Linked DNA regions of Homo sapiens: region 1 is linked to region 2. A link is a contact called in ENCODE Hi-C or POLR2A ChIA-PET data. All regions are on one chromosome and are shown on one strand. Each heading gives the region's core, a stretch centred on a gene start or an enhancer-like site at or near the end of the contact. The rest is flanking DNA. Distances are from core to core; before and after follow the strand shown. Region 1 holds the start of H2BC18 (H2B clustered histone 18). Region 2 holds the start of VPS45 (vacuolar protein sorting 45 homolog).

Region 1 (5,391 bases), core at 386-2,885, 260 kb after region 2:
GGCATGCTTGAATTCGGGGAAAAAAAAAATCTCTGTTAAAATGGGATGCAAAACACTTTATACATTGCTTTTACAAAAGTTAGACTAATTTAAAGGAAAGTCTTCAAAAACAATCCGTGATCGATAAAATTACAGAAAAAAATCAGGAAAGGGGGAAATAATAAGGGAAGAAAGATTAGCAGAACAATCTTCCGCCCCAGTAAAGAGGATTGAATTTTAACCAATGAGATCACAAGTTTGAAAATTTCCTTTTCAGGCCCAATCAAGAGGAGACTATGTCTATAAATATGACTGCCTAGACCCTCTCCTATCAATGAGACAGCATGGCCCGTACTAAGCAGACTGCCCGCAAGTCGACCGGCGGCAAGGCCCCGAGGAAGCAGCTGGCTACCAAAGCGGCCCGCAAGAGCGCGCCGGCCACGGGCGGGGTGAAGAAGCCGCACCGCTACCGGCCCGGCACCGTGGCTCTGCGGGAGATCCGGCGCTACCAGAAGTCTACGGAGCTGCTGATCCGCAAGCTGCCCTTCCAGCGGCTGGTACGCGAGATCGCGCAGGACTTTAAGACGGACCTGCGCTTCCAGAGCTCGGCCGTGATGGCGCTGCAGGAGGCCAGCGAGGCCTACCTGGTGGGGCTGTTCGAAGACACGAACCTGTGCGCCATCCATGCCAAGCGCGTGACCATCATGCCCAAGGACATCCAGTTGGCCCGCCGCATCCGCGGGGAGCGGGCCTAAGGCATATTTTTAAGTGGTCGATCTAAAGGCTCTTTTCAGAGCCACTGCCGTTTTCATCAAGAGCAGCTGTACCGGCTCTCCATCTGATGTGCGTCTGCCTTGCGCAGCGGTCAGGGGCCAGGGGCACTCGTGGTGGGTGACGTTACAGAACCCAAAGCCCAGCCGTGAGTTGGCCGGCAGTAGAGAAAGCCGCAGAGGCATGGTCCTTGTGGTTCCGGCCGAGCGTTTTCACGCTGGTTTAAGGCTAGAGGTCCGGCTCCCAATTCTGTGGGTAAAGTTTTGCATGGGGGCAAGAGACTATGGGGAGTTTCTAGATGTGGAAGATCCTGAGTGTAAGGGTGGGGCGAGTCCCTTAAAAATTATAAACCCGTTTCCTGGTTTATTTAGGAACTATAAGCTTAATTAAAGCTCAGCATCTTCCTCATTGCATACTACAGGCGGTGTCCAAGCCAGAATAGTAATTTAAGCGGGCGGGAGTAAATATCTGGCGATTTTTAAAAATGGGTGAGGTAGTATTTCAAGGAAGAGAAAAAAATTTCCACAAAGTATAGAATAAAAATGCAAAAACGAGGCAAGAGAGTTAACTTGTCTAGCTGGCGTTAAGATTTCTTCCGTATGCAAGTCTAATGGAAAGTGAAAACCAAGAAAAAACCCCAAGCCGTAGAAACTATCGCTTCACCTAGCTTAAAACTGGTTAGTGTGAAATGGACCATTCTGATAGGATAACAAGACTTTTGTTACAGTGACCATTAAGGAAGCAAGACTAGAATCTATTATTTACATAGACTCCACCCCCTCTGACGACACCGTTGTAAGTTAACCAATGAAAGCGCAGCACTTTGCGAGTCTTCATTTGCATACGGGCTCTATAAGTAGCGCATAACCAGCCCGTTTTGCGGTAGTTCGGATTACTTCTTTAAGTCTCTTTTCTCTTTTTTCGCGCAAAAATGCCGGATCCAGCGAAATCCGCTCCTGCTCCCAAGAAGGGCTCCAAAAAGGCTGTTACGAAAGTGCAGAAGAAGGACGGCAAGAAGCGCAAGCGCAGCCGCAAGGAGAGCTACTCCGTTTACGTGTACAAGGTGCTGAAGCAGGTCCACCCCGACACCGGCATCTCGTCCAAGGCCATGGGCATCATGAACTCCTTCGTCAACGACATCTTCGAGCGCATCGCGGGAGAGGCGTCCCGCCTGGCGCACTACAACAAGCGCTCCACCATCACATCCCGCGAGATCCAGACGGCCGTGCGCCTGCTGCTGCCCGGCGAGCTGGCCAAGCACGCCGTGTCCGAGGGCACCAAGGCGGTCACCAAGTACACCAGCTCGAAGTAAGAGTGTGCAAGGGACGCAATAGATCAACCACCTAACCCCAAAGGCTCTTTTCAGAGCCACTTCAGTAATCGAGAAAGCAGCTGTAAACACTTGTCAGAGCGTTTGATAGCTTTTGGTCAGGTAGGGAGTGTTACCATGGTCACGGATGCATTCGGGTTTAGGACTAAGGAGTTTCCTGTAGTCCTGTAATGAGTTGGCCCTCAGTCATCCCCGTCCAGTCTTACTGAGTTGCTTGTTATCTGTGCTACGAGATTCGAAAGGTTTGACTCGTTCTGGGATATTTGGGAGGGATGGAGGGAAGGAGGCGGGGGGTGGTTCTACACCCCTTCGGCCTTTAACCTGTATCTTTAAAGTCGTTTTCCTTTTTGTTTCTGAAAGTAATGAACGAGATGAGATTTCCCATACAGATGAGAAACCCTCGGTCCGACCTCTTACTATTTCTTAGTGTTTTAATCTGTTTTCCTTACCATATACCTACAGGCGTCTGTCACAAACTTTGTCTAATATAGCCATGTGCTTTCGTCCCTTAGCCTTTTTGCAAGTCCTGACTTAGCCATCCTCCCCTAACTTCCATTCCAGTGACTTCAAACAGGGAGATATATTGCCACCACCCCACCCCCTGTGGAGTATTTGGCAATATCTGTAGATGTTTTGGGTTGTCAGGTGTGTGTGTGTTGCGGGGGAGGTGCTAGAAGTATCCAATGGGCAGAGGCCAGGAGTGCTAAGCATAAGGCACAGGACAGTCCTCTGGGGGGACAAAGAGCTACCTGGCCTGTAATGTCGATCTTTGGTGATTGAGAGACCCCAGCGCCCAAAGACATCCCTAACCTTCAGGATTTAATCCTCTTCAGTCAAACGTTTCCTTAACCCTATCAGCCCATGTTTTTCTTTTCTTGGTGAAAGCTGAGCACTTCATAGGCTGTTTACAGGTCCTTCTCCACAGGAAAATACTTCCTCCAGGACAAGAACCCTGTCTTGGTTCCAAACTTTCCCAATTATAAGAGTCACCTTTGCGCTTGTTAAACCTGCTTCCAGGTGCTTCTCCTGAGGTTTCCTGATTCAGCTAGACTGGAGGTGGGACCTGACGAGGTGGTTGGTTTTTAGTGTTCTCAGGAGTGTGGATGTTTTAATAGGTGTTGGGTCCTCATGTTAATCGACCTGTGGGTGTGTCACAGTCTTTGTGTCACAGATGTCCTGAGAAAGGAAACAATTTGAGGATGAGTGGAGGGGAATTTGTGGTGTAGAGAAGGCCACAGTTAATATGTGGGGTGAATTTCTGAAGACCTCTCAGTTCAAAACTTGAATAACTCAAGACTCATCCTGACAAAAGCCAGTGGATGTTTCTTTTGCCAAATAAAATATACCCTTGGTGCAACTGGAAAATCTTAGCTTATAATTAACTTGACAGCCTTTGAAATTAAGCCATTCTTGATAAATCTTGGGGGAATTAACAACTTTGTGCTTAAAATGAATTTTACTAATTTTTATGATGTTGAAATTCAAATTTACACCCAATTAAAAGATATAAAATGCGGTATACATGATTTTTTTTTTCCACTAGAAAATAAAGATTCCCAGTTTAGTCATCTTTTTCTGATCACCAGACAAGAGGTCAGGGAAAGATAACTGAGAATCCAAAATTTCCGTTGAAAGTAAAGAAATCATATATAGCACATTCTCTGGTAGGAAAGGTTACTCAGTAAGTGAGACGGCCGAGGTGGTCTATTTTCTATACAGTTGGGCCATAAGAGAATTTATCCAATTTCCTCCTAGCTTAGGGTCCTGAAGTCAGGAGTTCCTTTTTTCTTAAGGATTAGGGACCATGTTTTTCAGGGCCTTTTGAAGTTGTTAAAGCATTGTCAACTGGCTCAACTACACAAATGCCATCATTTATTATCCACTGACCAAAAGATTAACTTCCAAATCCTCATCCTGACACTAAAGGCCACCTATTATCTAGCCAAAACTTACCTTCTTCACTTGTTCTCCCCAGTCCTCCAGCTTAGCCTAAATGTTCTACTGTCATGTAAAGCATTTTAACTTTGTCTTCTGTGCTTTTGTTACATTGTTCTGAGTTTTAGTACTCAGTCCTCTGGACTACTTGAAGCTTTTTATCAGTCTGTCAGTTCTTTTAAACTCTTGCTCAAATCTCACTCTGAGAAGCTTTTTCATCTCATTGTAGTTCACAGGGAAGTCTTTCTCTTAAGGCCTCATTCCTTGCATAACGAATAATTGTGTAGCTTTTTAAACTGTAGGCTTATTCCTCAATTTCTTTTTCTTGTTTTTACATTTTCTTGTCTGTCTTCTGCTAGAGACATATGCTTCTCGGTATTTATTCCACAAAGGCTATCCCAATGCCTACTATAAAATAGCTTCTCAATGAAAGTTTGTTGACTGGTTGCCAGTCAACAGAACACTAGAAAATTGATCTGAGAGTGGTGGGTTCTAGTAAATACTCTAGTAAATATTTTTCTCTACTTTTTTTCTAACTTTTTTTCTTACTCCTTTACTATGGATACTCTTTTAATTATTGCCCTTCATAATTATTGGCCCAGTTGAAACAACTGTTATAGATTCAAAAATCCTCAGAGTGGTAAAGTACTACACTTGGCATCTTCCCTTGAGCCGATGTATCTATGTAGCTAAAATGATGAGATTAGAGTGGAGCTTTCTCACCCTGGTTTGAGGTGCTGCAGAAATGGTCTGCTTTTCTAGTGCCTTGAAAAAGGATGAGAAGAGAGGTGCATTCCAGAAGACAAAAGGTGTGTAGTATCAGGATAAGGGGCTTTAAATATCAGATCCAGAGAACACTGCACATGTAGAAATGGGCTTGGCCTGGGTCAGGGCATTGAGATTGGTTACATAATCTTTTCAAGGATTGGTGAATGAGTTGGAGTATGTGTAGAAACCTACAAAGATGACAGTTTAATCTCATGTCATAATTTTTAGACAAATAATGTATTTTAAAACTGGGTGCAGTTCCTAAAGCTGTTCTAAAAGTCAATGCAACTGAATTTGGAATGTAAGCATAGGACAACAGATGGGAAATAAGTACATGACCTCTGTGGGATAAAGTGAGAGTTACCAAAGAATGTCAGTGTTTAACTAGGAACAAGCTTGTTTTGGAGAATTACTAGATATTATGGAAAATTTTTTTCTTTTCTACATTTGATTAACTATAGCTGAACTATAGCAGATCATATGACTTGGCAAAAATAGAAAACTTGATAAAAATCTTCTAGGCCCCACAATGTCAACATGAACAAACTTTTGAAAAGTAAAAGTAGACCGTGTTTTCTCAGTATGTATTATCAAATATATGTTGAACA
Region 2 (5,543 bases), core at 220-2,719:
TGGATACACATGGGCAGATCAAACCAACAAAGTAGGGCTTTAATGGCTGGGCTAAATATAGATTTAATCATGGAAGTAACATCAAGCCACCACAGGTTCCTGAGCATAAATGTGAATAAAGTGGCAAAGATTCAAGACACTCATAGCTGTATATAAAATTAAGTGTTGATGGTGTTCAATGTGACAGATACGGAGGTTAATCCAGGAATAAAGTAATGTGGGTCTCCGTTAAGAGTAGTTCATTAGTGGCAATGGGAATGGCTGTGAACCTAAAAAACATCTTGAAGGAAGAACTGGCTGTAAGGGGTCAACTGAAATATGGAAACAAAACAAGAAAAATGAAGGTTATAACACTGATGAACCAGGATAATTATGATGCCACAAATTATGATAATACAAATTTATTTTGCCTTCTTAATGCTTTCAGATCAGAGTGTTCTGCATCTGCCTGGGCAGATGGAAGCTCAGTTTATGCAGTACCTTTGTAGGTCGAAGAAAACAAATTGCCTTCAGGTGTTTCATGATCTCTCGATTTTGAGAATCAATGCGTTCAAAGAGGTACACTTCCTTCTGTAGAATCTCCGATTGTGTGTATACCATACTCACTATGCCAGTCTGTAAAAACAAAAGATTAACTAAAAGTATGCTAGTCTAGAATAATAAAAACAAGTAGCACATCTAACCCTCTTTTTTCATTAATACTTAGCTGGATAACTTAAATAGTAATATACGGAAAACATTTACTGAACATCCAAACAGGTAGGTAACATACGAGAATGAAAAATACGCTCTATCCTTTCAGCTGAAGCTTCAAGATTAAAAACAAAAAACATGGTCTCTTTGAACAGGAACAATCCATAAGTTTCCAAAAATATTTTTTTCTATCACCTTAAAGAGTTTTGTTTTCTGGTCTGTGGCCAACAAATAATCTGTCATTTCAGCTTGAGCTCCAACAGCTTTACTTTAAAAACACAATGTTGAGTGGAAACAGTAGGCCCATCCCAAAGCCTTCCAAGTGCTCTGACATATTAATGATTTCTTGGCGGGGACATTTAGAAAAGGATTTCTGATTCCAATAAATTGTTCCGGGTAGAAGTAGTCTCTAGGCAGTGGCTGGAGCCATGTAGACTGAAAACCCACCGGGCAAGCTTTATATAAACAACTTTTCAATTCCACACAAACCGACCCTCATTTTCGTATGTTTAATTAAATGCTAAGTCCTACAGTGGAATGGGACGAGCAATTGTAAGGTTGAGAGGGTTCCTTCACAAATGCTGAGCAAAAGCAAACTCACCGTCTCTTTATCCATGAGAAGTACTTTCATACCAGGCCCGCTGTCCTCTATCATTTTGGAAATGTACTGCTTCACAGCAAAAACCACGTTCATGGCGGCGAATTGACAAGTACCCTACAGCCCTTCCCGCCCCCTTTTCTGGCTAAATTAACCCCCAGTCTGTTGGCCGGGTCTCAGCTGCTTCCTCCCAGCCGGGATTCGGCTTCCGGGAGTCCGGGCAGCCACGGTGCTGGGAGTTGTAGTTCCGCTGGAGTGTACAGGGGACCAAGCCTACCCCGGGGATGGAAAAATCCGGCTGAGACGGCCTGGGCCGCTGCCACGCGCGGGCGTTATTCTCCACCCACCTGCGGCCTGAAGATGCCTGAGGCCCGGACTCTCAGACCCCTATTGCCCTTTGGTGCTGGAGGCCCAGCGGCAGCCTGAAGCCCAAGAGAGTGGAGCCTCGCGAAATGAGGAACCTGGCACAAGGTTTGCTTGGAAGCAGGAACGACGGAGTGTGGCTACGTGCCCTATTTGCCATTAACGCTTTCTTGCATGGCAGTGAGAGATGAGGGCAAGGGAGGTGGCATAATGCTCCCGGCCGCTTGGGACTCGGAGAGACGGCATTTAATAAATCACACGCGGTATTTGCGAAACAGTGGTCGAGATTCGTCTTCCCGGGTTCATTGCGTCATTAATAGGCGGGAACAGTGCCCCTGTGTTGAGGCTGCAGAGGCCCTAATTGGTTTTCCCAAGACAGAGGGGCATATGAGATTGAACAAATATTTGTTGAATGAATGAACAAAGGGAACGCCTTTTAGGGATGTTTCTGGGGGAAAGGCCTGAGGTTCTCCAGGAGGGTCTGCAGCTAGGGTCGGCCGTGGGGGCTCGCAGCCCGCGGGACCACCGGACCTGCAAGCGTCCCCCTGCCCCGCCCCCGCCTCGGCGCTCTGAGCAATTGGACTCTGCCAGCTCTAACTCCGGCGGGACTCTGAAACTCAGGCAAGAGCCGAGGTGACTGGGTCCTTTGAAATGGGTAGGGGACACGTATCCGGTAGAACTAAAACTAGCGTGGGGATTTGAAGCCAAAACTCTCAAGTTTTTACTGAATCTTAAAACCATCAACTTCCAAATGTCTGCATTTGTCTTTACACCACACAGGTCTCCCCTCTATCATGGCATTTGTCGAAAAGGAGGGTAGATGTTTGTTTTTCGCACCTTTACTTTGGGGAATTGTAAAATCAGGAAGATAATAAGAAACAATTGTTAGAAATCAGTAACTAAAAATGCTTATGAATATTTCCACCAAAATAATGACCAGTGTTTGTGAGGTCAATAGATTCAGGATTACCAAATAAATTCTTTCATTATATTTTAAGAAGTACACAGTTAAAATAGACCAATAGCACTTTAACATTAATCAGCTTAAGATTATGCAATATTATATATAATTCTCAAATCCCTTAAGGGAGATCAGAAACTACTGAAATATAAGAGATTTTTGTCACCTCTGAAATTGTGAAGAATATGTTTTTTTTCTTTCAGCTTTTCTACCAAGTAAATAAAGCTTCCCTTTAGGCATTTTACTAATTTTTAGATGTGTTTTGAAAGAAAAGTCTTAAGTTATATATTAAAGTGAAAATGTGAATCTTTAAATGGATACAAGAAATGTTATATGAACATTCCATTCTTATCAATTTAAATGTTCGTATCTTACAGAAAACATGGAAACAACGCTAATGAAAATCCTGTAAATCCTGTAAATTACTGATATTTGAAAATTCACTGCCAATCTCCTATGTCACTTGGTTTTTATTTTTCTTACCTATAATTTAGATTGCAGTATAGAAGATTTTTCCCCATTTTCTGTGCTTTTTTAAGAAAGAAGGAGATAAAGACTTGTCTATGAAATTCGTGCCTTTTTAAACAATAGTCAGTCTGTAAGCAATAGATGGAAAGAATCTTTATCCTTTTGATGATTTATACTTGGGCACATAACTTTTTGAGGGACGAGGAAAATACCTACTTGACACTTACTAACTCATTCCATTTCACATAAAATTTCATTGATGTCAGTGGCAGTGATATTTTATACATTGAGCGATAAGATATGGAACATAAACATTTTGAACAAAATAATTATTACATATTTAAAGGGTGCTGTGATGGTCCTGAAGTTAGACAGCATCCTTCCTTCCTGAAGAAAACCACACAAGCCATTTTAAATGTCTCCAAATTAAGAACTTCTTTTGTATCCCCATACCTCTAAAAATAGAACTGAAACCAATGATAAAATCCAAGCTCTTGCTTTGTGACTCATCCAGGATAAACCCAGTTACTTGTTTTGTTGCAGGCAAGTGACAGCAAATCCAGAATATGAAGTGCCTACTTATTTTTAATTTAGGGTATAAGTAAACTATAATAACAAGAAATATTTTCAATAGTAAAGACATTAAATTTAAAAAATAAATCATGACATCCTTCAAATATGAATGACTACATTAACTTAAAATCTTCAACTTGAAAAATTTGTTTTCACTGGGTCCAAGAAATCAGTGCTTTAAGGATAGAAAACAGGAAGTCAAAAAATGCAGTATTGGTCAGGCACGTGGCTTACTCCTGTAATCCCAACACTTTGGAAGGCCAAGGCGAGGCCAATCGTTTGAGTCCAGAAGTTCAAGACCAGCTTAGACAATATGATGAAACTCTGTCTGTACAAAAAAATACAAAAAATTAGTTGGGCATGGTGGCCAGCGCCTCCAGTCCCAGCTACTTGGGAGGCTGAGATGGGAGGATCACCTGAGCCCAGGAGGTTGAGGTTACAGTGTGCCACTGCACTGCAGCCTGGGTGACAGAGTGAGACCTGTCTCCAAAAAAAAAAGCACTATTTACATTTGTACATTTTATTTAGGCTTGTAAATATGTAAGTTAAATAATCAGGAATGATTATCTAAATAATTAAATGTACTTCAGCTTTCTCCATGTATACTATTTAGAGGTTTAACTGCCCATTTTGTGTTTAATCAAAATCATGATTTTCCCCCACCAGAGCTCAAGGCTTCAACACAAAACAAAGAATATGTAAATAAGCTTCAGCATAATTATAATAACAATATGGCCAACTCAGTTATTTTAGATTATTAATTCTCTATTTACTATAATCCTTGTTGCTTCATGTTAACACTTCTCTCATAAGCCATGGATAGGAAGGAAGTAAAGATGAAATTCAATGAAACTGAAGTTAATTAGATTTCCTACTTGATAACAATTGAAAAAAATATTTGCATAAAGAATGGCAGTATTGGCCAGGCACAGTGGTTCATGCCTGTAATCCTAGCACTTTGGGAGGCTAAGTCAGGAGGATTGCTTGAGCCCAGGAATTTGAGACCAACCTGGGCAACATAGCTAAACCTTGTCTCTACACAAAATTTAAAAATTAGCTAGGTGTAGCGGGTACATCTGTGGTCCCAGCTACTTGAGAAGCGTGCGGTAGGATTGCTTGAGCCCTGGAAATCGAGGCTGCAGTGAGCCATGTTCATGCCACTGCACTCCAGGCAACAGAGTGAGACTCTGCCAGAAAGAAAAGAAAAGAAAAAAGAGAAGAGAAGAGAAGAGAGAAAAGAAGAAAGAAAGAGAAAGAAAGAAAGGATTACTTGTGTCATACAACTAGTATTTGTGCAGTGTTCTTAATTTCTCTAACCATTTCTTCATCAGATAAATGGTAATAACGTAACCTACCTCATGAATTTGTGAGAATTAAATGAAATAATGTGCAAAAAAGTATTTTACACAGTGCCTGGTGCATAGTAAATGCTCAATAAATATCAGCTTCGATTATTAGAAATCAAAAGGTAAACATGTTTTAGCTTATTTTTCACTTATGGTTATATGTATTTCCCATTGACAAGAAAATTTAAACATAGAATCAATTTCAGAAAATGTCATCCATAGCTTCTAAATATAATTTCCATTAAGACTTGATCTTGTATTACTATACAATAATAGAAATACTAATGGGAAGATTTGACCTGCTCCATCATAATTTGTAAAACATGCAATTTTTATGAAGAAAAAACTTAGGAAAAATATGCTTCAAGTGATTTCAGAGGCTTAGTGTCTACGCAGCCTCAAATCAAACAGAATTTGTTAAATTTTCATCACAGTTCACCAACTGTGATGTGCTGAGCTTTATGGTAGCAAAAGCATTTAATAGCTTTAAATCATTGAGTAAAAATTATCTGCATGAAGAGTTCTGTCTGCACATTCAATA

The links. Hi-C counts contacts between places; a loop is a spot of excess contacts on that map. ChIA-PET counts read pairs that join two places held with the same protein, here RNA polymerase II (POLR2A). Pooled maps may share reads with other maps.
Region 1: a loop to region 2 is called in a map of CD8-positive, alpha-beta T cell, with 17 times the contacts of the local background. The contact joins the promoter of H2BC18 here to the promoter of VPS45 in region 2. A Hi-C loop is called at or near these places in 1 of 168 maps with a recorded cell type or tissue (CD8-positive, alpha-beta T cell) and 4 of 50 pooled maps. POLR2A ChIA-PET finds 5 or more read pairs at or near these places in 1 of 52 experiments (PC-9).

What each region holds. Positions count from the first base shown.
Region 1 is chr1:149,808,614-149,814,004 of GRCh38, reverse strand. H2BC18 (H2B clustered histone 18) reads left to right here and starts at 1,635. Exons shown (of 1, transcript NM_001024599.5): 1 at 1,635-2,126. The coding sequence starts at 1,682. The coding sequence ends at 2,062. H3C13 (H3 clustered histone 13) reads left to right here and starts at 312. Exons shown (of 1, transcript NM_001123375.3): 1 at 312-780. The coding sequence starts at 324. The coding sequence ends at 734. RefSeq lists enhancers at 383-672, 1,896-1,975.
Region 2 is chr1:150,063,702-150,069,244 of GRCh38, reverse strand. It overlaps VPS45 (vacuolar protein sorting 45 homolog), which reads right to left and starts at 1,469. Exons shown (of 15, transcript NM_007259.5): 1 at 1,295-1,469; 2 at 481-615. The coding sequence starts at 1,387. It also overlaps a transcript of OTUD7B not described here. RefSeq lists an enhancer at 1,513-1,842 and a silencer at 2,053-2,292.